Regions from separate parts of the Homo sapiens genome. Here region 1 is linked to region 2. Evidence: read pairs that join two places in POLR2A ChIA-PET (ENCODE). Cell type or tissue: endothelial cell of umbilical vein. All regions are shown on one strand. Region 1 overlaps TCF4 (transcription factor 4). Region 2 overlaps LOC105372130 (a long non-coding RNA gene).

Evidence for each region. Peaks named below come from ENCODE experiments on the same cell type or tissue, not always from the same donor. Only the 100,000 strongest peaks of a DNase experiment are listed, where the experiment ranks them.
Region 1: POLR2A ChIA-PET joins it to region 2 with 8 read pairs; 1 of 35 experiments calls an interaction of 5 or more read pairs at or near these places.

The regions. Positions count from the first base shown.
Region 1 is chr18:55,347,956-55,355,955 of GRCh38, reverse strand. TCF4 (transcription factor 4) reads left to right here. Exons shown (of 20, transcript NM_001083962.2): 7 at 4,953-5,082; 8 at 5,548-5,597. Among named protein-coding and RNA genes, the nearest start is that of TCF4-AS1, 100 kb to the left of the region's middle. RefSeq lists enhancers at 3,417-4,256, 3,143-4,509, 4,888-5,583. In endothelial cell of umbilical vein, no CTCF peak of the experiment used is centred here; a DNase peak (open chromatin) is centred at 4,572; H3K27ac peaks cover 659 bases.
Region 2 is chr18:55,728,622-55,736,621 of GRCh38, reverse strand. All of the region lies in intron 2 of LOC105372130 (a long non-coding RNA gene), which reads right to left. Among named protein-coding and RNA genes, the nearest start is that of LINC01415, 49 kb to the left of the region's middle. In endothelial cell of umbilical vein, no CTCF peak of the experiment used is centred here; a DNase peak (open chromatin) is centred at 1,031; H3K27ac peaks cover 1,505 bases.

The DNA.
Region 1 (8,000 bases), 380 kb after region 2:
AACCAGATTGGTCTGACCTTAAAGCCCTCCCTCTTTCCTTAATAGATTTGACTTCTACTTCTGACTTGTTACAGACACAATGTGCATGATATGTTTAATGTAGAAATAAAAAACACTGACAAAAAACCTTTAAAAATGTTTGCTAAATAATAATTTCAGTAATTTGTATTTCTCTGCAGCACAGCAGTTTTTTAAGTCCCTGATTTGCAAGATATCTTGGTCTTTGTAAGTTACCCAAGTCCTCTTTTGTTGAAACCAAGCATAGGACAGAAATAAAAATAAATTATAAAGGTGTACTCTTGGACCTTCAGGAATCAGGAAAGAAGACTGTCCAAAGACTGACCTTCAATTTTGAGCTTTGAAGTTCAAAAGTGGACAGGTGGAAATACTGTGTTCTTCATTGCCCTTTGGTGCGAGATATATTCTAGGTTGCAGAGTAAGTGCCAACAGCAGCAAAATTATCGCCCCCCTCCTGCTACTGTAGTAAGTCAGCAATGGCCCTTCTGTGGTCAGAATGGCACATTCAGCAGCAACTATTCGACAGGGATTTACAGAAACTTCCCCATGGCTGTTAGGAATCTTATTCAGCAGTGTCTTTGAAAACCCGATTCTGTGCAGAATTAGCTATGTAGAAATGACCTAGGTTGTGATAAAAGGTATTTTAAACAAATCTAACTTGTAATTTCACTCAATGTGTATTTTGCATTTAATGCCACAAAGTCTGGTAGATACCTACACATATATTTTGCATTCATAAGTTTTATAGTGGTTCAGAATTTTTTTCCATATTAACATTTTAAAAAATCCTGGCTTTATAGAGTCAGTTCACCATACAAAGCCACTATACATCACTTAGGTTTGTGATGAAAGAATGGAATTGCAGCTGTGTGAGTACTAGAATACCCAAACATGAATTAGACTCACAAGCATTTGGCAATAGTTCAGAAAAAGAGCTTAATCTGGTTTCATCTGAGACTGCTTTTCTCTGTTCTGCAACATCCCCCCAAGATGTTGTGTCTGATACCGGATCACAACGTAATGGGAGTGACGCAGAATCGAGAAAGCCCTGAGAAACCAGGGGCACATTTGCTTTTCTCCAGAGATTTTCTTTCTCCTACTTCTTTTTTCCCCTCTTCCAGTTTCCAACTCTGAAATTCAAGGTCATTCACCTATTAGATGCATTAATTATAAGCCAAAAAAGCAGTATTCATCGTACTCTGATCTCAGTCATATCTATAATTAAGTGTAAATATAATCTTCCTTTTTAGAAATGTACCACCCACCCATTACATTTAAAGTGCTGACTGAAATGAAATAATAGTTCAGAGCAAGATGATTTTAGTTTAACTAGAAAAAAGTTGATAATTTAAGCTTCAAGCAGTGAGTTCTATTTTTGATTACCATTCAGTTATAAATCTAATTTGAGATATATGCTGCTTTTCTGTTACTCAAGTTTAATTCATGGTTTGCTTTCTTGGTTGTATAAGCAAAGTTCAGTGGTTGATCAAGGCTGTTAAGAAGCTCCCCTGAAAAGGAATGGGGGCAGGGTTGAGAATGTGTTCGAAAGACATTCTGAGACCTATATCTGATGTAAAACAAACAAATCCGATGTAAAACAAACAACAAAATTTTAATTGAAAAAGACACTCACAGAGTGCTGTATTTGGGGATTTGAATGGCCAAGTTAGGAATGGCCATTTGCAGGGGAATTGGCTGCAGAGGGTGAACCCCAAAACATTCCAACCTGGTTGATAAAGTCAGTGTGTTTTATTCTTTGGTTACAGTATTTTAGGTCTTTTGGGAAAAAAAATTAGGAGCGAGTAAGGGGAAGGGCTTGTCTCATCACACTGTGGACAGTTAAGCAAAATGCTAAACTATGGGTTTAAGATTTACAGGTTAGCTCTGCCAGATGCCACATCTGCCTCCAGTGTTTCCTGGCAGATTCGGGCAGCCTACTACTGGGACCCAGCATAACCGCAGAACATGAGCTTGCACAATGTGAAAAACCTAAAACCATTATAATCCTATTTAAGGCCAGGATGAATTTGCCCATTTTGAAAGTAGATGTAGTTTTCAAGCTTAACTTTTATTAAGCAGAAACTTGTCTTCAGAGCTATATCTATATATGCAGGTAAATTCATAATATAAACAAATACCTTATCCATTTTGTGCAAAATTTAATTTACTTTAAATCAAACGCCATTCACTTTTTAAAATTCATAAACTCAGGTTTTTCAGCCAGTGGAAAATTTATCTTTCTCATTGCTACAGAGAGTTAAGTATCTGACGTAAAGGCCAGACAATAGTAAATGGTCATTGTTCGCTTTATAAGTATACTCTACAATAAGAACACATATATTTTTATCTTCATTTTCCCTAAGGAGGTGTTTAGGGCCCCCTTAAATGTGAGGAAATGTTTATTTTTGTTGCTTTAGAAGAATGATTCTATTGTCCAAGTGAGAAAGAAATAGGAACAAACAGGTCTAAGGAGAAAGAAACAGGAATGTGCTTTGTGAAAAAAATAAAGATTAACAGGAACCACTAAAGGTTTGTAAGTGCTATCTGGTCCTAGTGCTATGTTACTGCACATAGTCCTTGCGCCTGCATATGTAAGAGTTGGATGCGTGATTTATTATGACTGGCCCATGAAATTATTTTCTTTTAAGTTAACAACAATAAGGTCAACCACAGCCTGTAGCTGTTTTGTAGTTATTTTATATTTTTCACAGCTCTATTGTGAATGCTGCTAAAAGACAGTATAGCAAGTGTGTGTTTTTAGGTTGACCCCTTGAATGCATTTAATTTCTTGAGAGTGAAAACCTTTGCCACCAGGACCAAGAGGAATTAACCAATGGTTAAACTCATTTAAAAACACAAGCAAGCATTTCAACATATTTGCTTAGCCGTTTTCTGAATATTTAATATACTTCTAGAGAAAGAAAAATGAAGAAATAGGGGTGATTTGTGTCTAGAATACAAAGTTATTTTCAAACTCCTCTTTCCAATGAAATGAAGACTCATTCGTAGATTTACCAAACTGTAAGGAGGTTGTGATTTCAAATCATTCACAGCTTTATTGATGGAAATTTCAAAGAAAACTTGGACACAGACTTCACTGTAACTTTCTTTGTTAATAAGAAATGCGAAGAGTGAAATTTAGGTTGAGATTCAAAAACTTTTGAATGCCACTCCTAAATGATAAATTATTTGTTACTAGATTTCTGATTTATGCAAAACTTTATTATAATAAGCCTTATGTTTTAGTTTGTCATTGTGTAGTGTTTTAATATGTCTCATAAGTTCAAAAGAGGCAATAGTTGAGCATGCAGATGTCAGATTTTTATCTGATAAATCTGGTTTTATCAGGTATTTATGTGGTAAACATTAAGATACTAGCAATGAGTTTATTACTCAAAATGTGCTTTCAATCTGAAATCTCATCCTTGAAGTTGTATTTTGAAGTAATGTTTATTACATATCTCTTGAAAAAGTCTTAAACTGGAATCAGTAAAGGCGAGCTTGTCAGTAGCTGATTAGTCCTTTATATATGACTCATCCAACACTCAGAAAAACCCCTTGGAATAGAGAGGTTCTCTTTATGATATTTAGCTATATGGCGGTGGAAAGGGGAGGTTTGAATTTTTGATTTTCCAGCTTATGGGTCATATTTGACCAACTGCTTTCACTAGAAGACATGCCACTTTGTTGAGCTATTTAGGAATCAAAAAGACTGTCTTAATTTAAAACAAGGACCCTTTGTTTTAGTTGGTGACTGCCTTGTGAAATTTTTCAGTTCTCAGCGGGTTAACCAGGGAACAGGGGCAGAGTCATAATTGGCCTATTTAGAGTATTTTGCATGTGAATAGTGTGTTAGTGAAGCATCCCTAAGTCTGTTGTGAGTGACATGGTGATTAGAATTTAGATTAGGGAAAACACATTCTGTACTTTATCAAGGACAGTAATTAGTTCAGTCAGTAAAAGTTGATTACAAGTAACGATAAAGTTAGATTTTTAGTACTTAATTTTAAAATTTCTTTATTAAATAGTAAATTTGTTCTTAATATAAATGGTACTATCTACTCTTGTTTTATTGCATATCAGAATAATTAAAAGAACAATGTGTTCAATGCAGAGTATAATCAAGCGATTTATATATTATGGGTAAGTTTCTATGTAGTTTTTAGAAAATGTAATATTATATAATCTTTCTGATGTCATCATTTTTAGAAGTTTAATAATTGTCACACTGTGATAGGTTATTGTGGAAGTTTTCTAGTGTTCAGGTAAATGTTTAATCTGTGGGATGTGTCTTAGCTTCCGATAGACCTCAAGAGGGCATTCTGAAGTCCTTTGTGGCTGTTAGCTTGGAATATCTGCTATTTCTGTAATTTTGAGAGTTAGTGTGAGGATTTGAATTTCCTCTTGGTTCAGTTGGCATTTTCTCTTCTGTGGGTGCTATGTCAGTTCGTGGAGAATCATGATATGCGGTACAGAGAGGCAGGGTTCTCAGTCGAGTTCATAGGCTACACTTACCCCCAGTGTATGCAGCCAGGGGAAGTTGTGTGCGTTCACAAAATGAGGTTCTTCTTGTTAAGGAAGGGGATGAATAGTTCCCAGATATGAGCCTCAGTCTAGAGAAAGGAAACATTAGTCTTATATAAATGCCATTTGTTTTGTGAAATGAAAACGTGAGTCATCTTAAAAGACTTAAAAAAATATTGTTTAAAGGGAATCATCTACTTTCCTCCTAAAAGTAAAGAATTAAAAATTCACAAACTTTGTGATAGCTTCTTAGACTGCCTTTCTTTTGGGTTTTTGTTTTGTTTTAATTGTCTCAGCTTAGCAGATGCTGTTTGCTTTATTGCATTGGTTTAAGTACTAACAATCAGTTGGGAGGTGGTGAAAGTAAAAAATTAACCTTATATGTTTGTTTTCCCTTTTTAACCTTTTAGCAGAGTCTCCTTGGAGGTGACATGGATATGGGCAACCCAGGAACCCTTTCGCCCACCAAACCTGGTTCCCAGTACTATCAGTATTCTAGCAATAATCCCCGAAGGAGGCCTCTTCACAGTAGTGCCATGGGTAAGGTATTCCTTTGTTTGAATGCCTGAGGGATGATTATGCCTTTTTCTTTTTTTCTTTCTTTCTTTAAAATATCGCCCCCCCATCCTACCTCCCACCCCAAGAAAACCATAAAATTTGGCTCAGTTGTCAGCCTGGAGACTTCCCCCCTAGTACACTGAGTAGGTACGTTAACAGCTTATGGTAGCAGAACTTTTTTGGTGTCTGCTTATGTCTAGTTTTCTCTTAGCTGCACCCATAAGGAAGCTATTAAAAGATCAAAGTAGCAAAAAGTTAAATATCTTCATTTTTATGAACAAAGCAGAATTTGATTTCTGCTAGAATCGAATGTGATCGTGGTAACTACAGTTTGCTAAGGTAATGATTTAAGGAAATGTGGTATCATCTAGAAGTCTTTGTGGTTTAACCTATCTTAGTTAGGAAAATGGGCATTTGGGAGCTGAAAGCATCTTCATTTTCTTTCAGAGGTACAGACAAAGAAAGTTCGAAAAGTTCCTCCAGGTTTGCCATCTTCAGTAAGTACTGCTTGTTTCTGCTTTGTATATTGCTTATTTTGTTCTGTTTTGTATTGATGGGAAGGAGATAGAAGTAAATGAGTTTCCATGCGCCCAGAGCAGCACGTTTATCTAGAAGGTGGATGAGGTAGAAATGACCTGCACATCCAGCCACCTGACCCACATTGGAGTGATTAATTGCACATCCTGGAAGACTGGGTGGTTATGTTGATATTCAGCAGGTTAAGCTCTAAAGAGAGCCTTGAAAAGGTGCCTGAAGTTTGAGGAGTTTTACCTGTACAGGGCTTGCAAGAGAATGAGTATTAGTTTCATGTGTTGGTTAAATTCTTTGTCAGTATTATGATGATTTATGGATTTGCATGCGAAAGGAGATTTGTGGAGAGGATTTAGGAAAAATTTACATGGGTTTCAGCCCAGAGTGCAGGAAGAATGTCTCTATTTTCTGGAGAGGTTGCTGAATAAAGGCTGCAAAGGTAGCTGCATCAGTAGCCATTTGTGTCTTTACTACCAGGTGACAACTAGAAGTAGTCAGCTGTAACCAAGAGCATTCTGGGTCTTTTTAACAGCTGGAGCTCTATGCAGAAGTTGCTGATATCCCCCACCCACCCCCAGGTCCCTAGTACAGCAAAAGTTGGTTGTGATCACAACTCAATACATGATATCATATTTTGAATTCTTACGTTCCTAGATAATTGTATTTAATTTTATTTAGGACTAGTCCATTTCTAGTAATTTTCTCCTCATATAAAATGAAAACATAGTTTCCTCTCTTCTTTCTTTGTTTCTTTATCCTTCCTCCTTTTTTTCATTCTTCCTTGCTGTGATATAAAGTTTTGATTTAATTCTGTAGAGTACTAGTATTCTTTGAAAAGAATGCTGAGACTTATTGTTTTTATACTTTAATATAAAATCATATTTAGATTTCTTAAAGTATATTACCAATCAATGCTTGCATATTAGTTTCATTTCATTTTTAATGTATTAGAAGAATAATAGGTCTTGCAAATGTGCTAAGATTAGATTAACCCAAACACCTGTGTATTTGACTTGATTTCAGTTCAGCTCATCCAAACAATTATTAAATGAATATATCAGAATAAGTCTTATCAGGAAAAAGAGTAAATTTTGTATGCTGATTATCATAGAGTTGGTGATGTTGAAGAAGCATCACAAAATTATTCATAAATATAGAAAAATATTGTGTAAATAAGATTGCCAATGGTGTATAGTCACTTTCAACTAGCAATAAGTCACTTAAAATTGTACTCAGTTGTTTATTGTTTGAATTTCTGTGTTGTATTGAAATTGACTAATATGCCCAAAGGATTTTATAAGCATATTTTAAGCTTGAAGTTAGGGGTGGATTTAATGTTGATGAAACTTTAGCTTTTAATAGGTTTTATGACAACTTCAAATGATACAGTCCTAACAGCTGTTTACATTTTAAACATGCCTGAACTTAATATGGACAATATTAAATGCATTTGGTGGACCTTTGAATGTTCTGAAACAATGGAATAACTGTCCTATAAAAGCCATAAAAAACTTAAAGCTATCATACCCTCCTTATGCTTCATATTCAAATTAACTTGTTTTATCCAATGCTAAGATTAGGCAGAAATCTAGACAATTTCTAAGGAGTGCATTGGTGTGGCATTGGATGGTATGTATCTGCTTAATCACTGTCAACAACAATTTTCATAATTCGTTGTAAATGTTTAAGTATTTCCCTATAGCTAACTGGCCCCTTTAGAAAATTTTACTGGTACAGTGTTTTCTTTGCTGTTAAGACAATTTAGGTGTTGCTGCTATGTCGTGATACATTCAGAAATATAAAAATAATTTTCCTTTCTTTCCCAATAAACAAAACTTGGGAATTAGGAATTTAGTTTTATTCTATTTAATTTTCTGTTTTTAGTGGTCAGTTTAGGATTTACTCTTCTTAGAAGATTTATCTTGACTAAATGTTTTCATGGTCCTTATGAAACATTTTGATGAATAGCCTTTTTTCTGAAATATAAGGAGGAAGAAAATACAATTCAAAATGAAATTTTTATTGCAATTTTTTGAGCAAGAAGAACAAGTTTAGGTAATTTTATAATTTAATCATCCATTTACTCATTACCTAAAAAAATCCCAGCTCTATTTTCATAGCAATTTAACTTAGTTTATGTAAGCTTTGTTGTAAATATCAATTGCTTATTACTTACAACAAGATCCACATGGCTTACCACCACACAAAATATTTATTTTAACTTGATTCCAAAAAAGGTCTGCAGTAGACATGGTCACACTTTTCTAGTAGCAGATCTGTATTTCTATATTTTTAGACCTCTGCCATGCTTTTTTTAAAGCTCAAATAAAATTATGACTATTTGATAAGAGATACTTCTTAAATTGTTT
Region 2 (8,000 bases):
TCGAACTCCCGACCTCAGGTGATCCACCCTCCTCTGCCTCCCAAAGTGCTGGGATTACAGGTGTGACCCACCACGCCTGGCCATAACATGGCTTTTTAGTGTTCCCTATTTGATGTGTAGATATGAGGGATGGAAGATTCAATAAATAATAAATAAATCACAGAAATAGATGCTGAACCCACTTACATTCTGAGTTTTAACTCAGCTCAGCAGTCATTTCTTCATGCAGCCATGCAATACTTTATCTGCTTTTCATGTAACCCATGTCCTTTGTGTCTGAGCAAGCAAAATGGGAGATTCCCTGAATACATGGGCCCTCTGTACATTTTGTTTTGATGCTTCTCAAGGAAAGGGTTTCCATTGGGGTGGATGTTCTGCTGGTTGTTGATTCAATCTCAGCTTCCTCAGTGACAGCCTGTCTCAACACTGTCAATACCTCTTCAGTGTTGACAATAAACAGGCATGATGGCAGGCTGTTCTTGTCTGCTCACTTAATGACTTCACTGATGACATGCAGGTGTGCACTGATGTTGTACCTCGTCTTGAAGCTTTCATGGTAGTTGGAGGGCTGGTTCCATTAAATTCTAGTCTTGTGAGAATAAAGAAAACTGTTCTGGGCACTCACCAGCTCGAGATGAGCAATGTACGAATCCCCGATCGTAATTTTCAATACAGTATTAAGGATAGATTAGGTCACTTCATCTAATAGACTGAAATGCATCAGGACCATGCTTGTAGTTACAAGCACTTGAAGAAGTTAGTCTACCCTTCCCACTTAACAGTTGTTAACATTGTTCAGCCTTTAAATGCAAGGACTCCAAGCATAGTTCCAAACACTCAATAACAAATTTGCTTCACTCATTTTGTGAAGTTTCACTTGTCCTTTGAGCACATAAGAGACAATAAAGCTTGGTGTTTATGCACATGAACTGTGGAACCAAACTGTCCTGCTTTGAATGCCAGCATTGTTCAACATCTCTGTGACTCACTTTCCCCACATGTGCCTTTGAACTAAACAATAGTACCTCCTTTTTACAGTTACAATTAAAATCAAACAATGCCTGCCATATAGTACATGCTCAATAATGGTGAGCTGTTATTAATGAAACTGAAAGCAAAAAGGAGGTGAAATGATTTTTCTTAGGACTAGAGAAGGGGCCTAAGACAGGCCTGGGAATCCAAAGCTAGTCTTGAGATCACCTTTCCACAGCTGCATCCAACAGATAATATCCCCCAGACAGTGCAGGCTATCAGTGGTGATTGAGTGATTGATTCCTTTATATCTGTTTGCTTGTTTACTCTGCCGCTCACTACTTTTAAGAACACTTTTTCCCTGAAGTTGTTTGTTCTTTTTCCTAATTGTCATCTTGGGTGTCTAGTGCTGACACGGCTGCTAAAGCTCGTGCAGAATCTGTGTCTGTCAACACCAGGCTTGACTTTGCCTCTAATGCAGTTAGTTACCAGCTGCTCCTCGATGGAAGGAGATGAAGGGACACTTGTGAATATGTTAATTTGCTCAGTTTCCTAATGGAGCCTACAGGAATGTAGACATTAATACAGGACTAGACTTGACCTAGCCAATCATCACATATCTACCGGACATCTATTATATACAGAAAGATAGAATGGGGGAGAGCAGAGGATGACTAAAGAGAGGAAATAGGCATTATTTATTCAGGGCCTTAGGTGCACTGGGCACAGTACTAGGCACTTCAGATGAATTCTTTTATTCAATCCCCATCCTATTTTATAGATGAAGAAGTGGAATCTCAGAAAGTTGTGCTAGAAACAGCCAAACCTAAGAAGCCTGACTCCAGAGTAGACCAAGAACAACATTATGGATGGAAGTGATTGACACATAAATGAAAGAAATTTACATCAGTGTGTCCTTGTATTAGTCTATTTTCATGCTGCTGATAAAGACATACTTGAGACTGGGTAATTTATAAAGAAAAAGAGGTTTAATGGACTCACAGTTCCACGTGGCTGGGGAGGCCTCACAATCACGGCAGAAGGTGAAATGCACGTCTTACATGGCAGCAGGTAAGAGAGAATGAGGGCCCAGCAAAAGCGGAAATCCCTTATAAAACCACCAGATCTCATGAGACTTATTCACTACCATGAAAACAGCATGGGGGAACTGCTCCCATGATTCAATTATCTCCCTCTGTGCCCCTCCCACAACACATGGGAATCAGGAGAGCTACAATTCAAAATGAGATTTGGTTGGGGACACAGCCAAACATTATCTGTCCTTAAGAGATGACAAGACCTATTCTTATTCCTACTCCGTAAGTATCCTGTCCCTTCCTGTTATATTTAATTCCTTCACCTGTACCCTGGATTTCATCCTCTCTAGGATCATGAGATCCTGTTTCTCCCAGTACCAGGCCTCCTCACCCTGACATAGTCCCACTCTAGTTGTTCCATTTCTGCACATCATTGTTTGCAAGTTCTGTTAACCCTCTTCCACCCTAATGGAGTCCAGTCACATGTAACCCTGAAGGGCATGCATGAAAGGCAAGGGCAAGTGCATCAGGAGAGCCAATATAAGACAGTGGTCAAGAGCCTGGGCCATGTGTCCAGATTTCCAAGGTAGCACCTTGTCTTTACTGTCTACAAACCCTGCATCAGTTTCCCCAACTGTAAAAAGATGGGAACAGTTATATATATGTCATTAAGTTGTTGTAAGAATTTAAAAATTTAATCATATTACAAATAATAATTTAATTATGATGCCTAGAATATTGCCCATGATAACACCTATGCATAGTAAACACCAACCATTCTCTGTACAGGTTAAGGCTCTATATTGTGTACCTGCATCACTTCATCACCTTCCTGCTTCTGACCCTCCAATGTATTTTGAAAATGCCAGTAAATTCTCTGAGCTTATCAAGTTCACCTTTGACTTCCATCTAATTTTCCACGTTATACACAGCCCCAGTTCCGGCAGCAAACACAGATCTGAGTATTTTTTTTAATGGCCTCTGCCCCCAAATCAATAGGCCGAAGTAGGGGTTTGATGTCTGGCCCCTCATCCCAATATGGGAAACTCTGAAGGGTCTTCCCATCCTCCAGACTCCATAAGATTGGCTGAAGCCTACACTGAGACAGCATCACAACCCAACTACTCCTTCCAAATCCTTCCCTACTCCTCCTTACCTTTCCTCCCCTAGGTGTTGATCCCAAAACAGTGCCTAATAAATTCCTGCATGCCAACCTCCATCTCAATGTCTGCTTCCTGGGAAAATCAACCTGCAACACCCAGACCAGTTCACACAGTCATGCTTTGTGAAATGGGGCCCCATAGCTAACGAAGGTGATGCTTAATTTCCCAAACAGAAGGGTTATTATTGACCTAAATGGTATCTGTATTTGTTTCTTGGGTGAGGACTCATAGGAACCCTATATTTGATCAGATTGAGACCAACTGTAAAAGTCTGGCTATGGGCCATTGCAGGAATGTCGGCCTCCTTACCTTGCCCATTGTGGTATTAGCAGTCCTGGAGGGAGAAGTCCTAGACTATCCAAGCGGCCCAGATGTCACTAGTGTTCCCAGGACTCATCAGAAATGATCATCTCCAATTTCTCAGCCATAAATGAACCAATAGCCAATCTCCTCAAGAAGGAAAGGAATTTGCTGATTCTTGGCCATCATTGCATCATTTCAGCAGTTGAAAATTGTCCTCTCTCATACCTCAATCAACATCAACCAGCTCAGCTCAAAGCTACTACTAAAACCAGAGCAAGCAGGTCACTAGCGGGTAACTGCCAACATGAGAAGTAACACACCATGGGCTAAAATTACTGGAGAACTGGCCTGCTTTGTCAGTGGGTACAGTTGCTACTTTTTATAGAACTGAAGCTATAATTCAAAAATCCAATGGATCTTTCTCAGGACTCCTGTATCAGGGCTTACTGTGGTTGGGCTACATTCTTTTGAAATCTGTAGTGAAAGCCTGGTGATTGTTGAAGATGACACCCTCACTCAGTTGGTCTCCTTCCAATCACAGTGCACTCATGAAAAGAGGAGAAGTAAAAGACCTGGGCCTTTCTGGAGAATATTGCACAGCTGTTTAGAAAAATCTGCTCTTGGGACCTTCCCAGAAAAGTCCTTAAGGAAAATCACAATGGGAGTGAGGTCATATGCTCATGGCATTACCTTGGCTATTATTATGTATTATTGTTTGCTATTGTCTTGTTGTTCCAACTAAAAGAAACAGCTTGTTCTCTAAGATGTTGTGTTTTCTTTTTGAAGACCTGAGTCATCTAACTCCCACAGTCCTATGGGAGTGGAGATAAGGGTTTGTGGTTTTAGGATGTTGTTTCTTTGAGGTGGGGGAGACAGCATAGAGGGAAAGTAATACTTTTTTTAAAAAAATTTGGGTCTTGATGAATAAGATCAGTCTCTCCAGCTCTGTGTCTGACGCCTCTCCTTTTTATACCTAAAGATATCCAGCACCAAACAAATCCTAGCAATTCTACTAAACTTCCAATCATTAAAATAGCATGTGCAGTGAAAGAAAAGCATACACGTTCTCATTGCATATGCTTTTTGTCCAAGAGCAACAGAAAAGCATCTGTGTGTGTTTCATAGGAAAGAAAACACCTAGAAACTGTAGGGAAATTCTGGTGATTTTTTTATAAATTCCCCAAACAAGGTTTTTCATATATAGATATGACTAGATGTGTATCATCTCTCTGTCATCTGGCTGCAAGTGTAACTATTCATATTTTTGCACTAGCAGCCAGTCAAAATTGCCTTGGATTCAAAACCGAGCTCTCAGTTTCTATGTTACAACATGCACTATCCGTACACAAGGATACTACTTGTCCTTATCGAGTCATAAATGGAAAGTCACCTCATCATTGGTGGCCTGATCATCACTGGTGGGTGTGTTTGAAATTGCTCTCTGTTACCACGTGGCAGTCTTCCTTGATGATTCCCTTACTCCACAGGAAAATAACCCAGAGGGGAAGGGAAAAAAATGAGAACTGTGGATAAGGTTACCTTTCTTAAAGAAAGGGCCAAACTGAGAGCCAGCACTTCTTAATATCACATATTGCATGATTCAAATGAAGCATAGAAATGCCAAAGAAATTTTAGAATTTTTAAACACAAAGTTCAGATATAAGGCTTTGCATCTTTATGGCAGACAGGAGTCTGCTGTATGTGATTATCAAAATTATTTGTTATGTCAAAGGGAAAATTCTGTATGCTTGCATTTTGTATCTATTACAAAGATAATATTTGAAATTATACTTAGATCTTGTTTTAAGAGAAACCATCATGAAAAAGTAGTTTTCATGTAAGATGAATTTGATGGGTAAAAATCCACTTAACAAAATGGTCTTTTGTGTTTCCAATTTACCATGGGATTTCTCCTAATAAGAAAATAGAAATAAAAATTTTGACTAATAAAAATGTGATTTGTGAGATGTGGCATAGCACAGTGGTTAAGGGCACAGCCATGGAGCCAGATTGCCAGGGTTCGAGTCCCGTACTTGGCTGTGTGACCTTGGGTAAGTTCCTTAACCTCTTTGTTTCTCAGTTTCCCTGTCTTAAAATACAGCGTAATAATACCTAACTCATGAAATTGTTAGAAAAATTAAATAACTAAATATTTGTAAGGCCCTTAAAATAATGCGAAGTGTCAAATAAGTGTTTGTTCAGTGAATAATGAAGTTTTCAAGAATGTACATGTTCCAGAAATTAAGGCAAACTTGTATATTACATCTGATTGTCTGCATGTTAAGATGTCAATACAGCAGCATACTGTATTTTTTTAAATTCCTAGATCTGCCTACATACTTGATTTTTTAAAAGATATCTCAAGGACAGTAATCAGTCTTATGTAATTTTTTTGCTGTACCATAAGATAATTTTTATTATAATTATAAAAAATGGTAGGCAATGCCCTTACAAATATTTATATTGAAGCGTTGAGCATGTTTTCCTATGACCCAAAATAGTGCTTACTTTAACTATAATTAAGTGTTAAATTCATGTATTTTGTTTGCAGGCCCTGCCTCCTTCTCCTCTCCAACCTCTTCGCCCTCCACCCCTACTTTTCCATCCTTTCCTGAAAAATAAAGTGGGGAGATAGAGGCAGAGAAAGAAAAGAAAAAGTAAAAAATAAAGAAGAAAATCAAACCAGTATTTTTTAGTAAATTGGGACTAGAATTACATGATCAGAATAATACAATTTAAAAACATATATATACATACGCATGCATATTATATGTATTTAAACATATAAATATGTTTAAATTATTTTAATAATTTAATATATATTAAATATATACGTATGTAAATTTGCTATCTACACTGCATATTCCCACAGCTCATATGTTCAAGACTAAATCCTCCAGTGATTCAAAGAGACACCAAAGGAATCCAAACTGCCAGTCTGAACCTGGGAAGTTGAAGATGAAGAACACTCCAGGATTTAGGGGAAGCATAAGAGTGGAATGTGAATCATTTGCTTGAGGGGCTTGCCTTGTCCCTTCTCGTAAGACTTTGTGTCTTGCTTGTAGTTACTTTTCCTGGGGAGACAGGCAAAAAAGTACCCTTCTATTCTCATGTGTTCATTTATGAAAGGGTTAAGACTTGTCCTGCGAAAACTAACCCAAATGTTTCCAAAATGCACAAGTGAACAAAATTTAGAAACTAATCTCGAAAAACAAATGAGAAGAAATTTAGTTTCTATACTATACTCAGCATGTAGAAATTATAATATAAAAATTCCCTTCCTAAACACAGGCTTGCGAGAATCGGTTAAGGGAAGGTTTCATTTGTGTACTCATCTAAATAATGGTTTTCATGTCCAACTTCTATTTACTTCATGTTATTCACTCATCTATTCTTTTCCCAAACCTTCAGGCTTAGCAAAATTACCCTTTCTACCTCTCACATGGTCCTTTCTTGTTTTGTCCTGTTGTTTAGTTGGTGGGCTTTTTTTGTTTGCTAAATTGCTTTTTTTAAACCATATTTTAAAGCCAGTGTCTTTTAACATACGATTTTAAACTTAGAAAAGATATAAGGGGCCAGGTGCAGTGGCTCATGCCTGTAATCCCAGCATTTTGGGAGGCTGAGGCAGGCTGACCACTTGAGGTCAGGAGTTTGAGACCAGCCTGGCCAACGTAGTGAAAACCCACCTCTACTAAAAATACAAAAATTAGCCGGGTGTGGTGGTGCGCACCTGTAATCCCAGATACTCTGGAGGCTGAGGCATGAGAATAGCTTGAACCCGGGAGGCGGAGGTTGCAGTGAGCCGAGATCACGCCACTGTACTCCAGCCTGGGCGACAGAGCAAGACTCTGTCTCAAAAAAAAAAAAAAAGAAAAGATATAAGGGAAAAATAAAATGAGTACAAAGAGGAGCATGGAGAACTAAGGAGGTGTTAGGAAAGTTGGGTTAAGCAGAAAAAAGAGAAAGGGGAAGAATTTGTTATGTGGGTGATTTCTGTTTTGTGAAATCTATAGCTTTAGTGTCATTGGATTGGTTTCCTAGGACTATTGCTACAAAGTACTTTGGATAGCGAAAATAAACAGAAATTTATTCTCTGAGTTCTGGAGGCTGGAAGTCTGAAATCAAGGTGCCAACAGGGCCATGCACCCTCCAAAACTCTGGTAGAATTCTCTCCTGTCTCTTCCAGGAGGCCAGCAATCCTTGGGGTTCCTTGGCTTGCAGCTGCACCATTCCAATCTCTGCCTCTTCATCACACAGCATCCTTCTTGTGTGCCTGTCTTCATATCCCCTTCGTTCTTATAAGGACACCAGTCATATCAGATTAAGTGCCCCACCCTACTCCAGTGTGATCTCACCTTAACTAATTACATCTACAACCACCCTATTTCCAAATAAGTCACATACAGTATTAGAGGTGAGGATTTCAACATGTCTTTTTGGGAGATACAATTCAACCCATAACAATTAGTAGTAGTAATAACAACCAACTACAATAGCCATGTAATTGTACATACTCTACGTATTA